Linked DNA regions of Mus musculus: region 1 is linked to region 2. The links are chromatin loops, found by intact Hi-C in ENCODE. Cell type or tissue: left cerebral cortex. All regions are shown on one strand. Links, peaks and the distances in the headings refer to the core of each region. The heading gives the core; the rest is flanking DNA.

The links. A loop is a pair of places that touch in the nucleus more often than their neighbours do. Peaks named below come from ENCODE experiments on the same cell type or tissue, not always from the same donor. Only the 100,000 strongest peaks of a DNase experiment are listed, where the experiment ranks them.
Region 1: it touches region 2 in a loop (5-fold over the local background); 3 of 42 quality-filtered maps call a loop at or near these places.

The regions. Positions count from the first base shown.
Region 1 is chr8:13,283,330-13,294,056 of GRCm38, forward strand. It overlaps Dcun1d2 (DCN1, defective in cullin neddylation 1, domain containing 2 (S. cerevisiae)), which reads right to left and starts at 4,797. Exons shown (of 7, transcript NM_001024504.2): 1 at 4,475-4,797. The coding sequence starts at 4,477. It overlaps Tmco3 (transmembrane and coiled-coil domains 3), which reads left to right and starts at 4,684. Exons shown (of 13, transcript NM_172282.2): 1 at 4,684-5,058; 2 at 8,328-8,842; 3 at 9,381-9,560. The coding sequence starts at 8,399. In left cerebral cortex, for the core only: no CTCF peak of the experiment used is centred there; DNase peaks (open chromatin) are centred at 4,209, 4,593, 4,806 and 5,637; H3K4me3 peaks cover 2,680 bases; H3K27ac peaks cover 2,243 bases.
Region 2 is chr8:13,332,008-13,342,734 of GRCm38, forward strand. It overlaps Tfdp1 (transcription factor Dp 1), which reads left to right and starts at 6,744. Exons shown (of 12, transcript NM_001291765.1): 1 at 6,744-6,799; 2 at 7,658-7,732. The coding sequence starts at 7,721. In left cerebral cortex, for the core only: CTCF peaks have their summits at 2,838 (motif pointing right) and 9,460; DNase peaks (open chromatin) are centred at 6,581, 7,378 and 7,846; H3K4me3 peaks cover 1,877 bases; H3K27ac peaks cover 522 bases.

The DNA of each region.
Region 1 (10,727 bases), core at 1,098-9,097, 49 kb before region 2:
TATTTTCATGTGTATGTGTGTTTTGCCAGCTATCTGTTTATGCACCATATGTGTGCAGTATCCCTGGAGGCCAGCAGAGGGTGCTGGATACACCAAGACTGGACTTCTAGAGGGTTGTGAGTTGCCGTGTGAGTATTGGGAGTCAACCCCAGGTCTTCTAGGAGAGCTGCCAGGTGCTCTTGACAGCTGACCCCACTATTACAAATTCTAAAATATGTTTACTTATACACACACTTATTCCTGGCATGGTAAATTCTGATGACCATGATTATAAGTGATTACATAAACAAAGCACTCTGCAATCCCAATTACTAAAGACACACAGGGTTCCTGAGACAAAGGCCTAGACAGTGAACACCACAGGCTACGGCCATGCAGTTTTTCACTCATGCTCAGCTCTGCAGAATAAAGCCAACAGTTTAGACACTATGAACATGCAAATAAAACATACAGGCAGCTGCTGGTTTGTTGGTTCTAATCTGCTGCCCCAGTATAGGTTCTGAAGGAATATATTCTAAATACTATTCCTTAAAACTAAACTTTTAAAAAGAATAGGCAAAGAACTCAATGTCCATTCTTAGCTAAGATCAAATTTAGTTAAATTAGGACAGATCTTATACACTCTCGTAGTCATCTGACAACTGATAGAGACAGCATCTTTTTATGAGTCTGACAATCTCCCCAAGGGAAGACTGGCATAGCCAGAAATATGTAAAAAGCCTTAAGAGAAAGGCAAATTTGCCATCCCCAAATGGCCCTCTATTAAGAATAGACAAGGCATCTTTACAGTGAAATAGCTGTTAGAGCTAGATTCAAAAGTTCTGTTATGGTTATAAAACTAATTTTGGTATACATATACAGAGTATCATTCAGTCGTAAAAAGGGATGAAGTAATGACAAAGCCACAATGTGAATCTTAAAAACACGGTGTTCACTGAAATAACCAGACACAAAGGCCATACAGTATAGAAAATGCTATATGCTATGTGTGGAATATGCAAATTCGTAGGTTAGTAGCTACCAGGGGCTGAGGGGGAGGGAGGAACTTGGAAATGCTTATGGGTACATGGTTTTCTTTGAGGTGATGAAATGTTTTGGAACTAGATGGGGTGGTGTGCACAGTACTGGGACCACACTAATCACTATAAACTTGTACCCTAAAAGAAAACTTCAGGATAGCAAGCAAGAACCTCCAGGTCTACCCACCGGATAGGTCTCTGGAGCAGCCACACTATTATTATTATTATTATTATTATTATTATTGACAAGCGTAACACCACAGAGTGCTGCAAGTCAAGACACTGTAGACATACTCCTGAAGTCAGGATGACGCCTGGGTCTGAGCCATATAACTCCTAAAGTCACCCTCCACCCCCAGTGTATGACAACTTAGCTTCACTTACTGCAAAGAGCCTACGTCATAGACACAAGTACATCAGGCACTCACCGACTTTTTGAATGACCTCTATGTTAGAGAGTGGGCAGAGGTGGAGACAGGGAAATAATCAGACCCCTCCGATATATTAAAACTGGCTTATCTATATAGGATACCCCCACCAACTGCAGACCTCAGGAGAGTACCAACATGTGCAGCAGTGTATTACACACAGGAGGAGCCAGGAGCTGGCACCACAGTCACATGGTCTGATGTTAGCCTTTACAGATTAAACATCGTATCCAGATGCTGGCTGTGGTGGTGCAGGCCTTTACTCCCAGAATTTGGGAGACAGAGGAAACTAGATCTCTGATTTGGGGATAGCCTGTCTACATAGTGAGTTCCAGGCCAGCCAAGGATACATACTGAGACCCTCCACCCCACACCCCTTATGGTCTTCCCCACTACTCCCGCCATAAAGAAAGTGCCTGGCGAAGCAGCTCAGTGTGCTCACTGCATGAGCTGGACAGCTGAGTTCCACCCTCAGAGCCTACACAAGAGGGAAAGGGGAGGGGAGGGGAGGGGAGGGGAGGGGAGGGGAGGGGGGAGAGGAGGGAAGAACTGACTCCACATGTCCACCTCAGAATAAAAGAAATGATAAGATTTATTTCTATTTTATGTGTATTTTATGTCTGCATGTCTAGTGCCCATGGGAGCCAGAAGAGGGTGACGGATCCCTGACATCAAGGACATCAGTGAGCTGCTGTGTGGGTGCTGGAACCCAACCCTGAGTCTCCCTGAAAGTTCTCTTAACTGCTGAGCCATTTCTGTGGCTCCAGTAATAAAGGTTTTTAAAAACAATAATCAAGAGATAAATCTAAGGAGTGTTTGCTTTGCATTAAAAAAGTTAAGAGAACGGGGGTTCAGTGGGAAGAAATGGGAATTGGTAATAACTTTCTTATGAAAAATGCCTCATAAACCAAACATTTACAGACAAATTAAGAGAGCGTCAAGTCCATCCGTGTGTGAAATCCATGCTAAGGTCTGCTCAGGCAAGTGACTTTCATTAGAGCTTCCCTTGTCACGGAAGCCAAAGCATTGGGGGCATTTTCTCTTCCATTATTCTAGTGTTTAAAATGCATAGGACTTTAAAAAACGTATGTAATTTGTGTGTATGTGTCCCAACGTGTGTGTGTGTGGAGATCAGAAAACAACTGTATTGTCGGTCCTCTTTACCCACCATTTGGATTGTACTTGACGGTAGCTACCTTTACCTGTAAAGCCATCCCACTGGCCCCAAAATGAAAAAATCCTCAACTAACACTGGACAGTCCAGTTGACCTCAAGAATTGGTATAGGCTTGCCTGGCCTGGAACTTGCTATATAGACCAGGATGACCTTGAATCTAGATTACTGCCTGACCCTGACTTCCAAGTGCTGGGAGTAAAAGTATGTGTCAGGAATGGAACTCAGATCCTCTGGAAAACAAGCAATTGGTGCTGAGCCAACAATTCAGGCTGGAGTGGCAGATTTTACTTTACGCTTTTGGTCAATTAAATTGCAATAAAATATTACACTTAGAAAAAAGACCATCAAGAAGAGACTAGCAGAACTCCTTCAGGGACAACCTTTTAGGGGGACATTCTCTGCCTAACAGTTCCAATGACTTATCTGCATCAATTTCAGATGTTTCAAAACTAAATTTACAGTAGACTGCTGCTAGAAGTGCCCGTAGCCACTGATTTATGTTTTCATAGTCTCCCACAGAGCTCAACACAGTTCCTCACATACAACAGCAGCTGTTTAGAATTGTTTCAGCAGGTGACAATCAGTAAAGAGATACAGGACAAGTGGACCTTCCAAACAACAGAAGCTGGTACGAAAAGTTTCATACACTTTATGTTATCTTGTGAAGAATAACACACAACCTAGGCACAAGAGTGCTCCCATATAAGATTTTAGAAAGCATCTGTAAAATGTCCTTCCACAGACACTTAGCAAAATACCTCCTCTTATGGTCAATTTCAAAGGGCTCATAGGACAAACATTTGCTCAAACAGATTTGCGGCCCACTACAGATTGACTGTGCTTTGCCATGTGCAAGCCTGGAAATGAGGGCATCAAGTCCAAGTGTTCCCAAATCTTGAGCCTCCCAACATTTCCTTCCCCAGTGACGTTCCTGTCCAAGAGCGCAGGTGAGTGGCTTGGCCGCTGAAGTCTGCTAGCAGCTGGTCAGAGGAGTCTTTCTGCAGCTCTTCTCCATTATTTCTTGATTTCTAGGTTCAAACCTTTTAGTTTTCCAGCCTCGTCCTTCTCGGTATTGGTTCCATCCCCTCTTCCCTCCCCAGGGTTCGGTCCTCAGTTCCCCTGTTTCCTCTACGCAAACCAAGCCAAGCCGACATCTCTCCCAGGACAGAGACAAAACTTGTCTTCCTCGGCTCCCATTCGCTTGCATCCTCTCGGAGCAAGGCTACCCCGAGACCCAAGGAATGGGACTGTCAGGCGTCCTCCCGCGGTCCAGGCCTTTGCACGGCTCTACTAGGCAAACCCTCCTCTACCTCCAGGGCGTCCAGTCGGTCCCTCCCCGCCTCCAGGATTCCCAGCCTGATCTCAGGAAGAGAGCGGGCGAGTAGGGGATATCCTCGCCGCGGCGAGAGCTGAGCGGATCGCAAACCATGCTAACCCCGCGGAGCCTTGCGCACCACCTTCCGGGGATCGCGTCCTTCCACCTCTTCCACAAACCTCCCCGGGCTGACGGCTTCAAAGCTCTGCCAGCTCCGCCCCAATCGGCGTCACTGTCCACTCAGAAGCGGGACGGCTCCGCCCAGCAGGCAGGTTGTCACCCGTCGCACAGCCCCGTCCCGCCCTCCGGTCCGGTCAGCACCCAGCTGACCCGGCGCCGCTGCCCTCCCCGGAGATCCAACTGGGCTCCTCACACCCCTCTTCACACCATGCTACTCCAAGTCAACCGCGCCCTCCCTCAACACCACGACGGGCACGCCCGGCCTCTCGGTTCGGTTATCCTAATGCCGCCACAGAGAGGTGACCTCCGCGCCCGGCTCTGGCCCGCACCTGCAGAGCGCAAAGCTAGCCACCTACCATGCTCCCCAAGGCTGCCGAAGCGACTTCAATTTTCTGCGCAAGCGCACGCCGCTCTTCCTCTGCGCAGGCGATTGCCGCGGCGGCTAGCAGCAGGCGCTCTGCGCAGGCGCAGTGTTCGAACGCTCCCTTCAGGTGACTGGGGGGGCTCGCTCCGTCTTCGGCTCTCCGCGTGCAGCGTGGACAGGCGCCCCTCAGCTCCGAGGCACAGCGTTTGGGTCACATCGTAACCTCTCTCGGAGGCTGTTGCTGTTCTGAGGCTCTTAGGCTTACGCACTCTCTGGAAGCTGGCTGGCCGGCCGGCTCCCGGGACTCCAGTTCCCGGCGTGCATCGCGCCGCGCGAAGGACGACGGAGCTGTCCATCGGCAGCCTGCTTAAAGGAGCCGCACCTACTTTCCAGCTGCGCGTCAGAAGCGCCTGAAGTAAGAAGAGGGCGGTGCCGTCCTCGGTGTCCTGGTCCCGAGGCCAGGAAAGAGATGAGGGCAATTCTTTGGCGGCCCTGAGGTTCGCTGCGTCGGGGAACTCTCGATCGGGGACAGTGATGCTGAGGTCGCATGTCCAGAGAGCGGCCTCCTCCATCGGGGTAAGCTCTGCAGCTGCGGGACTTCTGTCCTGAGATGCGCTCCACCGGGGTCCTCATCCGGGTTGCTCAATCCTGGCGACTCCTACCCGGGGCTCCTTCTTGGTTTGTCTCTTCCAAAGGGGATCCTTCCTAGGAGACTGCCTTTGTCTACTTTCCAGGGGGTGGAGGGTCTTTTCCTAGAAGTTCTTTCGGGGTATGGGGGAAGACAACCGTTTCCAAGACTTCACCTAAACTCGGAGGTTCAGCTCCCCGAGCCTCCCGTTTTTTTGTTCTTCCCTGTAATTTTTTGTAGTCTCTCTGTCCCGCCCCGTGAGGCTGCCCGCAGACAGCCTCTTCTTAAAGATAAACCTGGAAAGACGCCCCAAGATTGTCTCTTTCAATAAGGGATGTGGGTGCCCTGCAACACTTGACTTAAGCTTATACAGCCAGGGAGGTTGGCAGAGTCAACAATCAAACCAAGATGGTTTACACATTAATTTCTTAATTTAGGTGGTAAAACCAATCAAGTAAGTTGAAAGTGACAGGGAAGGTCACTCTGGCCCAGTGGGTTTAACCTCTCGTTTATTTATTGTCAGCATCCATCTCATCTTCCTGGGGTGCAATGTAGATTTGCTTACTTACCAGAGAAGTGTTTGCTACTGATGAAAGGGCCTCTTTCTTCATAGATCTTTTTCTCCTCCTTGGCTTCCCTAACTAAAAAAAGAACAAGCAGCTGGCTAGTGAGTAGGCTCTGTGTCTCCTCTCTTTGTGGATTTAAGTTGGCACCTCCTGAACAAATAAAGTAGCTATTTGAACAGCCCTTTGGGCACCACCAAGAAGCCATGGTTCATTGGTTCTAAGTCATATAGGCTGTTTGCTCTGCCTCTGTTTGACTTATCTTCCTTTGGTGCATGGCATCTTATTCCTCTTCTGTATTATATTCTCTATTTCTTTTTCCAAAGTAGTTTCAAGGATTGGCCGGCTACTGAAGTGCTTCATCTTTGGCAGCTACCTGTTATGTTCATGTGGGTACAGGTGCTCTTTTAAAATGTACTTTAGAGTTAAAATAGGCTTTGCTGATGGAAGAAGACACATTTAATCCCAGCACATGGGAGGCAGAGACTCAGATCTCTGCGAGTTTGAGGCCAGCTTAGTCTACATAGCTAATTCCAGGACAGCTAGGGCTGCATAGTAAGACTGCCTCAAAAATAGATAGGTAGGTAGATAGATAGATAGATAGATAGATAGATAGATAAATGAATGGATACATAGATAGATACATAGATAGAAAGATGAATGGATAGATAGATAGGCTTTAATTCAGTAATTTTTCCCATTGAGACTTTTCTTTGCTGTCTCATCCATTTCTCCTTTTTTATATCATCTTGTAGAGAGCAGAGCTCTACTTTGGAGGCTGAGGCAGGAGAAGCAGATGCTTGAAAGTAGCCTAGTTATGTAGTAGTAAACATTGTGTTTCAAAAATGGATTTGAGGGTTTTTTTTCTTCTTAATAAACTCATGACTGAGACTATAAGGCTGAATCACCACGCCTAGGAATTTATGTGATTCTTATGCCGGAAGTATTGATGTTGCTGTGCCAAATGAAAAGTAGCCTGGAGTTTGACTCTCAGAAGGTTTCTTCCTCAAAAAAAAAAAAAAAAAAAAAAAAAAAAAAGAAAGAAAGAAAGAAAGAAAAAAGTAAGAAAGAAAGAAAATAAAGCTAGGGACAGCATTACACACCTTTAATCCTAGCTTCATTCAGGAGGCAGAGGCAGGAGGATCTCTAAGTTTGAGGCCAGCCTGGTGTACAGAGTGAGAACTAAGCCAGAGTTATACAGCGATACCCTGGATCCTGTCTGTCTCTCTGTGTCTCTGTCTCTGTCTGTCTGTCTGTCTCTTTCACACACACACACACACACACACAAACACACACACAGAGGAATGAATAGAAAGGAAAACAGAAAGCAAAGGATTTTGTCTGTGTTGCCCTGGTTGTCCTGGAACTCAGAGATCCAAGTTCTTGTGTTTGTTTTTGTCAACCTGTCTCCATTGGCTTTCCCTTCCTGGTCTTATCAGAATGCTTGCCTCCCTCTCCTGGGTAGAGTTAGAGTCTTTAGAAATGCCACCTTTTATTTTTGCTACAACTAGCCCAGGTCTGGAAAATCAATGGGGGTAGCAGAGAAGTAAGTGTGTGTGTTTGTGTGTGTGTGTGTGTGTGTGTGTGTGTAGGAGGCAGACTCCCAGGGAGGTGAAATGCTGGCATATTTGGGGGTGGAGGATGCTGTCCAGGCAGGACAGTCAGTTGGAGGCTCCGCTAAGAGACTAGAGGGGGTATATCCATGAGCTGTAAATTGTATAAACGTGGTATATTTTGTTTTCTTTGTGGGCATAACTCCAGGGGTTCCATGTACATCCGATTCCTAGAGTTTAGCTCCCTTTCCCTTGGTTTCTTCTTCAGCCTGTTTTCCGGCCTCCTAGATCACTGTCTCTCAGGGTCGGTTACTGAGCACTGCTGCTACCGGCTTCTAACACAGTTCTCTCACCTGCCCAGCCAGTGTTTTCCTGTCATCTCAGCTGGAGCTGGCACTGAGAACTTCCTCACGCCCCTAAACGAGACTTCAGGAACCAGGTTCTCTCTGCCCTTTTGCCAAACACCCATGTGTTTGTGTCAGGTCTCCCGTCGGAGGGAAAGGGAACGGGCCTGCATTTCAGTGATGGAAACGGTATGGACATTTGATTAAGACATAGAGTTCCAGGCGTGGCCAGACTCTTGTGAATGTTTTTAATCCCCGTGCTTCATTAACTACGGCTCATTTTGGAAAATTAGCAATACTCCAAAAGGATTTTGAAAGCAAGCAGGGAGACCGAGCACACCATCAGTGTATCGGGAGCCAGGGGCTTCCGGGGTGATGGGGAATTTCTCTCTTTCTTCTACTTTTGACATGTGGCTCCTCTTAAGTCAAATGGATTTTTTTTCTTCACACAGGGTCAGTTTATGAAGCTGTGTGAGCTTCTTACTGATTTATCTGTAGGGCTCTTCTGAGACAGGATGTCAGGGAGCATAGGCTGGCCTCGAATTCCCAATCCAATCTTTCTCTTTTCCTCTCCTAAGTGCTTGGATTACAGGCTTGTGACACTGTACCTGGGGGCTATGTCTTAAACCTTTAAAATTGTCTTTAAAGTCAGATGAAACCCCTTTACCCTCCACTAATGGTCCTTAACATTCAGCATTTGATTGTAATCTGGATATGGTAAGTTCAGAAGTTGACGCAGTGTCGACTTGTTTTTCAGCTGAAAATGTGTGTGTAAAATGCCAGCCAACTATAGCAGCAGTCTCTGCTCCCACCCCACATCCTTGGACCATGAAGGTACTGGACCAGAGTCTCCTCTGGATGCTGCTTCCCTTCTTTCACCTGATAGCCAGTGCTGCCGAGCACGAGGAGGTGGCCAAGCATGCCATCAAGCTGCACCGCGGGAAGGGCGCCACTGCCACTCAGAGGAAACAGTGGGCCCTGGACAGCTGCAGGAGGCTCACCGGGCTCCTGAGGCAGAAGAATGTGGTCCTCAACAAACTGAAGAATGCCATCAGAGCCGTGGAGAAGGACACCAGCCTTTCGGGCGAGGAGAAGCTCTTCCAGGTGCACACATTCGAGATTTTCCAGAAAGAGCTGAATGAAAGTGAAAATTCGATCTTCCAGGCCATCTACGGACTGCAAAGAGCCCTGCAGGGCGACTACAGAGACGTGGTCAACATGAAAGAGAGCAGCAAGCAGCGGCTGGAGGCTCTGAGGGAGGCTGCCATTAAGGTCAGCTGCCATTCTGGGGGGTGTCGGGGGTGGGGGGTGGGAGTTGGGGTGGAGCAACACACAGAATTAGGAAGGGCCCCTGGAGGGATTACGTTTTGCGAAGCCTGTTTGGTGCCCTCATTGCGTCTAGGAGGTGCCTATGCATGTCAGGTAATTCCTACTGCTCAACTCACACTGACTAGGAAATGGATTGGGCTCCACCTGTAACGAGTATCAGTGCCTCACGAGTGGCAGCACAGTGCTTCATGGCATTGCCGTGCCTGGCACATGGTTTCATGTTAGCAGAGGACCTTCATGGGTGAGGAGCAAGCCCGTCTACAGTGGGATGCTTTCTTCATTGGTTTGTTTCCTTGTTGGCTTGCCCTGTCCTTGTTGCCAAGCTCAATAGATTTGAGCGGTTTAGGATGCACGGCGCCCTCTGCTGGGTAGAGCTATAGTTGCACCTGGACAAACGGCCCATTGACTAGGAAACTCCCATGTCTGATTCAGAGAACCTTGGTGTGAGCTTACTAAACCTCCTCTCCTTACAAATCAACAGGAGGAGACAGAGTATGTGGAACTTCTTGCCGCAGAAAAACACCAAGTGGAAGCCCTGAAAAACATGCAACATCAAAACAAGAGTCTCTCCATGCTTGACGAGATCCTCGAAGATGTGAGGAAAGCCGCCGACCGTCTGGAGGAGGAGATCGAGGAGCACGCCTTCGACGACAATAAATCAGTAAGCAGACCAGAGCCCACCTGCTGAGCCACTGTGCTGACCCGTGCCCTGGGATGCGAGAGATACTTGTGTGTGTGTGTCTCAGGGACGCTGAGAGTGCAGATAAGCCCAAGCACTTCTGTGCCACATTGAAGTTAATATGGCATGTCTTGAGAAGTGAGTAGCCGCTCTGCTTTCTCTGTCTCCTTAGTTCTCTGAGACAGGGTTTCTCTGTGTATCCCTGGCTGTCCTGGAACTCCCCCTGTAGACTAAGCTGGCCTCGAACTCAGAGAATTGGCCTGCCCTGCCTCCCTAGTGCTGAAATTAAAGGTGTGTGCCACCACTGCCTGGCCACCACCAGCTCTGCTTTTGTCTCTCGGGACAACTGCAGTCGCTTCTTTTTTTCTTTCTTTTTTCTTTTTTTTTTTTTTTAAAGATTTATTTATTTATTATATGTAAGTACACTGTAGCTGTCTTCAGACACTCCAGAAGAGGGAGTCAGATCTTGTTACAGATGGTTGTGAGCCACCATGTGGTTGCTGGGATTTGAACTCCGGACCTTCAGAAGAGCAGTCGGGTGCTCTTACCCACTGAGCCAACTCACCAGCCCTCTTTCTTTTTTTTTTTTTAAAGATTTATTTATTTCATGTATATGAGTACACTGTAGCTGTCTTCAAACACACCAGAAAAGGGCATCAGATCACATTACAGATGGCTGTGAGCCACCATGTGGCTGCTGGGAATTGACCTCAGGGCCTCTGGAAGAGCAGGCAGTGCTCTTAACCACTGAGCCATCTCTCCAGCCCCCACAGTCACTTCTGTGTTAGTGGCTTGTCCCCAGGCCCTAGTTTTGCCTCAGACTGGGTCAGGACTCAGGTTTCAGGAGGTTTAAGTCGTTGGATTTCAGAGCTTATGTTTGCAAAAGACAGGCTTAGAGCAGAAATAGAATCCATGCATTACCTCTACTATGCTGAGATCATAAGGGGAAATCCCTGATGATGCTGAGAACTGCGGTCTTGGGTGGACTAGAGACAGTTACAGAGTAAAGACAAATCAGACTGAGAGTAGGCGTTTGGGGAGAATGGAAACAGGAAGCAACAGGGAGCCCAATTCATCAGCTTAGGATTGGAGAAGAGTTCCTAAAAATGTTTGAAAGAGTATACCGTAAACCAGGTAAAGTGTGGAAGT
Region 2 (10,727 bases), core at 1,795-9,794:
CCCAACAGGGCTGTCTTGTCTGGCTTCAGAGAGAGAGGATGTGCCCACTCTGGCAGAGACTTGATGTGCCAGGTGGGGGATACCCCAAAGGGGTCCCCACCCTCTCAGAGGAGGAGGGGATGGGGAGTCAGGGAATGGGTCTCTGTGAGGAGGGTACTGGAAGGGGGGCAGCATTTGGGATATAAATAAACAAATTAATTAAAAAAGAAAACTCGACTGGTAAATGAGCACTGGATCCAAGCAGCTGCGTGCTACAAGGGGCTGTAAGAACAGCAGGGTAGGGTCCCTGTGAACACTCCCTGTACTTTGTGACGTAAATAGTGCTGTTTAGCCAGTGAGTTCCAGATTGCTGCCAGTCTCTTCCCAACCCCAGCACAGGTTACAGATGTGTGCTGCCAGATGGATGTGGGGGACGCTGGCTGTTGTGCCTTTACCACAAGCACCCTGTTAATCCACTGTTTGTCTCCTCAGCATCCATGATGTACATTTTGACTGTCAATGTGACTGGCTCAGGAAATGCCTAGGGTATCAATGAAGCACACCTCGGCGGATGTCTCAGGGCATTTCCAGAGACCAGAGGACTCTGGCCTCAGTGCATTAATTCCTCAATTTGGAGTCATGTGTGATGGCATTACTGAGAGAAGATGAAAAGTAGGCCATTCCAGCCTTCTGGGTGTGAAGCAGGTTTTACATTCCTTCCCTGGAAGGAATGACCTTTTGTGTTTAACATACCAGGATCCCCTAGTGTAGTCTGTGAGCACAAAGACCAGGGCCAGGTTCTAGGAAGCAGGTCACTGCAGCCATGCCCTTAGGGTTAATCTCAACTTGACTCCTTCCTGGATCCCTGTTGTTTAAAATGTTTTGGAAAAACAAAACAAAAAACAAAATAAAACAAAATCTACTTATCCCACATAGAGAGCCAAGCACGTTGCAAACTAAGGTTATCAGTGCAGTCCAACTTGGAGAACCTGTGAGTTTGCCTTATGAGTAACTTAGGAATCGGGGTCACTCACAGCAGCAGCAATGACCCTGTAGGGGCCGTGGAGGTCTTTGTGCTCACGGATGTGCACGAGGGGATCCTGGAATGTTACACACAGAGGGTTCTTCCTTCCAGGGAAGGAATGTAAGACCTGCTTCACACCCAGAAGGCTGGAATGGAATTGCTTTCTAGCTCGGTGATGTTTGCACAATCTGCATGGCCAAAGACTCTCCGGCACCAGGCGTTCCTCCAGACCCTTCTTCTAAACTGGTTGTTCTCAGTCAATCCACGAGACCCATCTTTAGAGAAAGTGTCACATATAGTCAACCTATAGAATCCATCTTTATGGAAGATGTCTGTACTGGCTATTTTTGTGTCAACTTGACACAGCTGGAGTTATCACAGAGAAAGGAGCTTCAGTTGGGGAAATGCCTCCATGAGATCCAGCTGTAAGGCATTTTCTCAATTAGTGATCAAGGGGGAAAGGCCCCTTTGGGTGGGACCATCTCTGGGTTGGTAGTCTTGGGTTCTATAAGAGAGCAGGCTGAGCAAGCCAGGGGAAGCAAGCCAGTAAGTCACATCCCTCCATGGCCTCTGCATCAGCTCCTGCTCCCCGACCTGCTTGGGTTCCAGTCCTGACTTCCTTGGTGATGAGCAGCAGTATGGAAGTGTAAGCTGAATAAACCCTTTCCTCCCCAACTACTTCTTGGTCATGATGTTTGTGCAGGAATAGAAACCCTGACTAAGACAGTGTCACATATAGTCAATCTATAGAACCCATCTTTATGGAAGGAGTCACATATAGTAAACCTATAGAACCCATCTTTACGGAATGTGTAACATGTACCCTACAGGGTTTCCTTGTAGTTGAGTCTAATCTGTGTTTAGCTTGCTTTGTTCTTCAAAGAGATTTAGGTATGTTCTGTTGTACATGTGAGGTTGAGTTAATCTCCACAAGCAATGTTTTCACCAAATTGTTCTTCGTTCAAATACCCCTAAAATAAACAACCCAGAGTCAGATTCCACAACCAAGGCACACTAAGCTCAACAGCCTTCTTGTCTCCTGCTGCTCACCTCTCTGTTGCCTGTGAAGATCTCGGTGCTGACCTCAGTCATGACCCCCTCATCATGACCCAAAGACTGCGACATCACAAAAGCCCGCCCCAGTCTCCGCTCCTGGAAACTGGGAATCTAGAGCTCATTATACAACTTGCAGGAAGCTCAATGTGTTGAACTGTGTATTTCCCAGGTGGCTCTGTTGATCATGGTCTTTTCTCTTCAGCTGAGCTGATAGGAGGCCATCTCTCAGCAGTCCTTACCGATTCTCTGAGCTCAGGGAGGGAGGATCCTAGTGCATCTGCTTTCAGGGACTTCCTGAAGCCCTAGAGTTGCTTAATTCCTGTTTTTAAGTATTGTGCTCCACAATATCAACCAACCAGTCCCCCAAGAGCTCCCAGGGACTAAGCCATCAACAAAGGAGTACACATGGCTCCAGCTGCATACGTTGTAGAGGATGGCCTTGTCAGGCATCAATGGAAGGAGAGTTCCTTGGCCATATGAAGGCTCAATAGATGCCCCAATGTAGGGGAACTGAGGGTGGGGAGGTGGGAGTGGGTGGGTGGGTGGAGGAACACCCTCATAGAAGCAGAGGGAGGGAGGATGGGATAGGGAGTTTCTGGGGTTGGGGGAACTGGGAAAGGGGCTAACATTTGAAATGTGAATAAAGAAAATATAAAAAATATTTTCCAATAAAAAAAAACCACATTTAAAAAATTATTGTGTTCCATTCCTGTTTGTTTGTGTCATGTAGATGGGTGTTTTGCCTGCATGTCTATCTGTGCAGCATGTGTATGTAGTGCCTGTGGCGTCCAGAAGAGGGCATCAGATCCCCTGGAACTGGAGATACTGACAGTTGGGAGCAGCCATGTGGATCCTGGGAATCAAACCAGGGTCCTATGGAAGAGCAACCAGTGCTCTTAACCACTGAGCCATCTCTCTAATTCCAAGATGATGATGTTGGTGGTGATTTCTTCTTCTCTTCTTCCTTTTCTTCAAATAATGTGTATAAGTGTTTTGCCTGCATGTATGTATGTACACCATATGTATGCTTTTATGCTTGGTGCCTAGAGGCCAGAAGAGGGTGCGAGAGCTCTTGGACCTAGAATTACAGATGGTATTTTTTTTAAAGATTTATCTATTTATGTATATGAGTACACTGTAGCTGTACAGATGGTTGTGAGCTTTCATGTGGTTGTTGGGAACTGAATTTTAGGACTTCTGTCTAACTCTGTCAACTCTGGCCCGGCTCACTCAGTCCCTGCTTGCTCCTGCCCAGAGACTTATTATTATACATAAGTACACTGTTGCTGTCTTCAGACACACCAGAAGAGGGCGTCAGATCTCATTACGGGTGGTTGTGAGCCACTATGTGGTTGCTGGGATTTGAACTCAGGACCTTCAGAAGTGCAGTCAGTGCTCTTATCCGCTGAGCCATCTCTCCAGCCTCTACTTTCTGAATCTCAGGGCATCTCCCTTCAGAACAGGAGGGTCTTTCCTGCAGGATGGAAATGTTATACAAAGATCCCGTGCCTCTCTCTGCTTCCCAGGCGTGAAGATAGCTCCCCTCTGCTACATTCTTCTTCCACCGTGGTTTGCCGTACACATGCGTGGGGCCAAAATGACCACAAATAGAAACATCTGAAACTATGAGCCAGAATAGATCTTTCCTCACGTAAGCTGATTCTGTCACAGCGGAGATAACAGGAACCGATGTGCCTGTCGGAGTCCGTTTAATTGTAGTGCTTCCTGGTCACTCATACTCCAAGAAACAGGTCTGTCTATCATTAATTATAAGCAAAACCCAGGAAACCAATCCATCTTAAGACAGTGCCCCCAAGCAACCCATTTCACCTGTTCTGTGGCTCCACTGCTCAGCCATCGCACCTGACCTTCACTCTCACCACCTTCACTCTGACTCCAGTCGGTTTGGCTTCCAGAATGCTTTGAGGACCTTCCGCATCCTCCAGCGAAATCGAGTCAACTGCTCTCAGGAACGACTGCATGTTGAAGGCTGTTGGCATGTAAAGTCATCCCTTGTAGGGGAGGAGAATTAGAAAACAGGAAGACTCCTGGCCATCCGATGCATGAGTTCGATTCTGACGTGCAAAACCAAGGTTAATTAGATGCTTGGCGGCTTAAGAAGGCGGGGCTTAGCCAAATTGGTGGGAGTAGGTGTGGTCAGCATAAAGGCAGTTAATTGTAAAGCCATGCAATATAGGGATGTCCAGTAATAATATGTTGCATATTACTGAGTGAGGGCTTTGGTCTGTGCTCCTCAAAGGTCTTCATAGATGTTAATTAGCCCTGCACTGGTACAGCTCTGACCTCTATATTTCTAGTCGGTTGGCTTTATCCAGATACACAAAATTGGGCAAGGAGAAGATTCTCCAGGGCTAGCAATCCCCGGCCTTACACGCTCAAAGTTTATGGGATGGACTGGCAGATCCAATTGCTTACAACTCTATTCCCTGAGAGCAGAGGGCCTACTGCTCCAGGCTCTAGAAGCCAGAGACTTACAGCTCGAGACACTCAAGTTGGAGGCTTAGACTCTTCTGGACCAACAGCAGCCACAACACTTGGCAGCTACTGTAATCCCAGCCGGTGCTGTGGCTCTGTGTGGGTACGGGGTGCTGGGAACTTACGTGACTGTAGCTTTAGCTTTCAATCCTAGAGTAAGACCTTGACCCGACAAGACTTGCCACCTCCCTGGAACTCTTCCAGTGACTGGTACCCATGTACTCTTCTGTGCCTCTTCATAGCCTTCTTCAGTCCTGGTGCGTGCTTTATCTTCTCTGAATGGCTTCCTATTTCTTCTGCCTGTCGTCCCATCGCCTCTGTGTGCTGCTGTGCGTGCCCTGTTCACTCTTCAGAGTCCCCCTTGCCGCTGCCACCACTCCGCTGACGTTCTGTCCTTTATTTCTTCATGCTACCAGTCTAGCTTGTAGAAATAATAATAAAAAAATTGTGTAACATCACTTGAGAGAAGTTTCTATTGGACAAAAGATTCTCCCAACTCACTGAAAAGGTGAGTCAAATAGCTTGTTTATATAGTCAGAAATGGGGTGTGGGAAGGATGTTTGCACCAGTCACAGTCTTTCTGCTTGGCCAGTAGAGATGCTTCCCTCCCCCTCCCCCTGAACCCCTCATCCCCCAACCCCAAATTCTGGGTGAAAACTGCTACTAGAGCTTACCAGAGCTTGTGATGGCAAAGAGTCTAGTGCAAGCTATTGACACACTCATGCCTTGGGTATTTCTGGTGCAAGCTATTGACACACTCATGCCTTGGGTATTTCTGGTGCAAGCTATTGACACACTCATGCCTTGGGTATTTCTGGTGCAAGCTATTGACACACTCATGCCTGGGTATCGCCTCTTCTGCTTCAGCAATAAGCAGCTGTGGTTGCAGGGCTGCTTCCTCAAAGCCGCTGAGCAGTGTTCAAACAGGACAGCTGCTGGCGGACAGTTCGGCCAGATGCTAAAGAAGGGCTGTTGGGCTGAGTCATGGGACTGAGGCAGCCAGGTAACGGAGAAAGATCTGTCAGTTTGGGAGTCAAATTGACCTTTCCTCCAGAATAAAATCCGGTCACTCACATTAACAGTTTTCTGATAGTACTTAACTTTGCCCTGCTCTTCAGTCCCATATTCTTGGGAAACGTTGTGTCATTTTATCTGAACCATTTGGACTGATTTGTGAGCCCCAGCCTATTCTCCTCCCAGGCTCTCCAGCTTTAGTCTTAAAGAAGTGGCCTCTAAGATGGACTGAGTCTTCAAGGCTCAGGGTCTACCAGACCCCTCTTGGGATGAAGCAGAAGGTTTCTGAAGTGAAAGGCGCAAATGCATACACACCTGATTAACAGGCTGTTTCCTGCCCTGAATCACTGACAGCCCAGGCTCAGGGCATGTGGCTGTGGAGGTCAGTAGTTGAGCAGAGGTGGGGGATCTTGTCTCTGTATTGTTCAGTATGCATCCGAACAGTCTTTACTTTGTTCTGTGTAAATGAACAAGATTCTTCTCCCTGTGTGCACATGCAGGTACTTTAAAGCACTCTCAGAACTGACCTCTTTTTTCTCATGTGTACACACACGCCTGCTTTTTTTCAGTGCGCAGACATTAACATAGGTTTCCATATGTTTGCACAGAGGGTTCTCTTCTGTATATATGTTCAGGCGTGCACACACGACTGATACTCCATGTACACACACGTGTATACAGTCAGACTCTGCATATCCACAGGTGTGCACACACATGATCCTTTCCCTACGTGTGCATGCAGGTATGGCACACACCACATTCTTTTCACCGTTGGCGCGCGTGGTACACGCGCACACACAGAGCCAAACACGTGGCCCTCTACTCCCTGCGCATGCACACAGATATGCATACAGTTGGCCCTTGGTGTACACACACACACACATACACACACACACACACACACACACACACACACACACACACACACACAGAGGCGCGCACACACGTGGCCTCTCTCCGAGCGCACATGGAGACGCGCGCAGCGCTGTTCGGCGTCGGCGGTCTCCAGCCGGGTCCCGCCGCACGCGCACGCGCGCGCAGGCCCCGCCCCTCTCCCAGGGCGGGTAGCACCGGCGAGAGGCGCGGGAGATGAGCGGCGGGAGGAGGAGGAGGAGGAGGAGGGCGCCGAAGGCGCGAAAAGGCGCGCAGGCGCGCTGCGCGCAGCGGGCCCGCCGCCGCCCACGTCACCGCGCCGCGCGCACGTCACGCCGGCCCGACGCTCGGCCCAGGGTGAGCCCGCGTCCCGGCGCCGCTGGCTCAGGGCAGGGACCGCCAGGGCCGGACCTCCGGGCCGGCGCCTCCGCGCCCCCGTCGTCCGCCCCGCGCGCCCCGCCGGCCAGCCAGGTGTGGCGGGGGCACCGGCCGGTCGCGGCGGGAGGGCGCAGGCTGGGCGCGCGGCCCCGTTCCCGCCCCAGCCCGGTTCCCGCGTCCGGTCGCATCCCGCCCGCCGCCCAGCCTCAGCTGGAGTCGGCCTCGACGCGGCGTGGCGTGGGCGGCGGGCAGGGGTCCTGGCCACCCTCCGGCTCTGTCCGCGCCAGGGCGCGGGGCTGGTGGCTGGGCCTAGTGACAGGTGGGGCGAGCGGGCGGGCGGCCGGGAGCCCACCTGTCAGAGTGGTCGGCGGCCCCTCGGGGTCTTGGGCAGCCCGGGGTGGGGGGTGCCCGCCGCGGCCCGGGCGGAGCCACGCAGTGTCGTGTGCCCAAGTGGGGGGCCTTGTGCCTCGGCGGGGCCTGTGGTCAGGCGGGGCCCGCGTGCCCAGGTGGGGTGAGCCTGACGGCTGCGCGTCGCTCAGCCAAGGGTCCGGGGTCTGGCCCCGCTGCCGGTGGGAGCTGCTGGTGCCCGCAGGGAGCATTTCCATTTAGAGAGGTGACTTAAAATCCCCGTGTGGGACCTGCTTGGCTAGCTCTCCTGTCGGGATTGTGCAAGAAAGGCCCCTGCTGCCTGGAGGCCTGCCTCTGCCTCGTGCTGGTGGGGAGATGTTTCCTTTGAAATGCGATGTGCGTTAAATTTCTTCTCATTCTCATTCATTATTCATCCCCTCCCTTTTTTTCTTTTCTTTCTTTCTTTCTTTTTTTTTTTTTTTTAACCAGATAAGTACGGTTTCTTCTGTGGAGGGTACGCAGTTAAAGCCTTGATTTCCTGGATCTGGTAACATGGCAAAAGATGTAAGTATGGTCGCTGCATGCTGCAGACATGTTGGCACAGCTCGTTGCAGTTTTCTCCCTTTATTTGAGAGTGGCCATACGTGTGTGGCAGTGGGTTGGCCAAGACATTTTACAGGCAGGAGCTGGGATGGAGATGAGGGATGATGGCGAGAGTCGTTAGGTGGGTGTCTCCCCTCTGCACAAATGGTCTTTGTCATCCGAAGCGTGACACGTTTTTTTTTTCTTTTTTGTTTTTTTTTTCGTGGTTTGATGATGATGTCTTGATTTTTTTTTCTTTATCTAAACTGCTTAAATAAAATAAAAAAATTAATACATCTCTCAGTTATGAGTGTGTGAGAGGGTGTTGTTTGTTAGTGGGTTTCCACACAGGAGAGCTGTCAACATGGAACTTACACTGTACTAGTTTTATGTAGTACGTAAGACCGTAATCCAGCTTTGATGGATTGAATCCCAACTACTTGTTTGGGCACATTTTTCTCAGAAAGATGACATTTGGTGATTAATGAAACACCGTGGAAATGCTGGTTGGTTTAGCTTCATATTTATCACGAAGCTACCGAGCGTTTTGAAGTTTTTTTGGGAAACAGGTATGGACAATTAGGTTTTAAGGCTGTAAATACAGTCTGTATTGTTGGTCACATACATACATTTTTGCAGTATTGCTTTAACTCCCTCCAACACTGATCGTGTCCGTTCCAGTGTTCCTCAGTGTCCACTGTTCTGTGACTGTTAGATTCATGCCTTTTCTGTGCAGCCCTGGAAATGCAGGCAGACATGCCGCATCAGCTAGAGTTGTGCCCAGGTGTAGCGGAACCGTGGTGCAGGTGCGGAGTCCTGTCCTGACTGGCCCGCATGGAACAGACCCTCTTCTGGTCATCGAGCACCGGACCTGCTCCTGGGGGCCGGGGGGGGGGGGGGGTCATGTCTCACCCTGAGAGACCTTGTGTAGGTCACCTGAAGTCACAACTACATATGGCACTGGCTTGATCTCGTTATATCTGTTGTCTATGTACATCCATGTCCTGACTCCGTCCCCACGAGTGCCCTAATGAGAGACATGCCACCCAGCGCATGCCTACAAAGTAGCTAGATTTGGTGAATGGGTGTAAACGGGGTGCTGGCTCCCGTGCCTTTGTGAGGCCACATGGCATGGTGTAGTTTCACTGAGTCAGCATACTCAAGCCCAGTCATCTTAGTTTGTCATTATACACTCCTGTGTGCAGTGTCCCCTGGGGAGGCAAGTGGTCAGGAGCTCCTGTCCGGCTGCCGGTTTGGGGTTAGCCATTGTGGTGTGGCTAGGCCAGTGCTGTGACTGGGTATCAGAATGCTGCAGCTTAGTCCCCCAACAAGTGCGCACAGACATAGGCAGAGGTGAAGTGGCGCTCCCTGTTTTCTTGCAGACAGTCAAGGGTTGGGTCTTCTCTGTAGCCAACTGTGTTTTTAAGTAGGATGTGATGTTTGGGTTCGGAAAGGGACTTTGTAACTTATGCTGAAGGGAAAGAAAGAGGCACCATTGAAGTGTTCTAAGCACTTGATGCTTAAGTGAAATCTGGTTGTAAAGGGTCCTGTAGACATGTGGCTCTGAAGGCCATGACACTGGTGAGAACAGACAAAAGTCACGCTTGAGGTCACAGAAGAGGGGCAGGAAGGGCAGACAGAAGACAAATAACTTAGGGTTTTTCTGCCCCTGCTGGTGCCCAGGCAGACCAGCAGGTAAGTTGGGCTCACTGTGAACCGGGGCTGTGAAGCCGGGCAGGCAGTTGTCAGTGGACAGGATGGGGATGGCAGGAGCTGGCACGGAGCAGTGGAGTGGGGGTGAGTGCCTGCAGATACTCTGGGGCGCACCTGCAGTGCTTTCCTGTGGTACTGTAGACTGTCCGAGTGTGGGAAGAGCATGTGGCCAGGGTGAGCCATGATCACCCTGCCTTGAAAGCTAGAGGGGCTTGGTTTGGGCGTCTTCTCCCAAGGTCGGTGCTGGCACTCCCTGCCTAGCAAGCCCTGCTGTCTTCCTGAAGATAGTATTCTTGAATCTGTCAATCATCAGAAAAGTTCATCCCCATAGATGTGCCTGGAGGAGTGTTTCCTAGGCGATTATAAATCCCCTCATGTATCGACAATGAGGGTTAACTATCAAGTCCATCCCTCGTCGACCTGACAACAAACCCATCATTTTGAATCTTAACATTCCATCCCTGGTCCTCGGAGGCTCGACTCCTAAGGCAAAACACTTCTAGTCCATTGGTGCGAGCCTCCAGATCTTAAAATTTCTAACATTGTTCAAAAACGGTAAATCTGGGGCTGTGAGACAGCCCAGGTGCTAGACCTCAGTACTTGAGTTTGATCCCTGAGACCCACATGGTAGGAGAGAACTGACTCCCTACATTTTCCTCTGATCTCCATGTGTTCTCTGCACACATGGGTCTGGAGAGAAGGCTCAGTGGTTAAGATGCAGATTGTCCTCTCAGAAGCTGCCATTCCCAGAATCTTCATCAAGCCGCTTGTAACTGCCCTGAGTTCCAGCTCCTGGGGCTTCTGACACCTCTAGCCTCTGTGGGTACCCGCATTCCTATAGATACATAATGTACATGTGTGCATGCAGATACACAGAAATAATAAAAATAAATTAAAAAAAATTTTTTTAAAGGCAGATTTGTTCTTTATCAAGACTCACCAGCAAAGACTGGACCAGTGCAGAACAGAATTCAGTAGGGCAAACACCAAGCCTGGCAACTCCCGTGCCTGTTATCTTGGGCTGTAACAGACTTGAGTAGGTAGCCTTGCCTCTCTGGTACCACTGCTTGGAGCACTCGAGGCCTCCCCTGCCAGCTCCATTTTGTGCTTGCAGCTTTCTTTGGCAAGTGTTCCTTGGTCTGGTCCTGAGATAATTCTGTATCTTAAGGTCTCCATTGCAACTTAGGCCTTACCTTCCCAGCTTCATGCAGGGACCTCTCAGCTTCTTGGCAAAGACTCTAACCTTGCACCCTCTTACATTTTG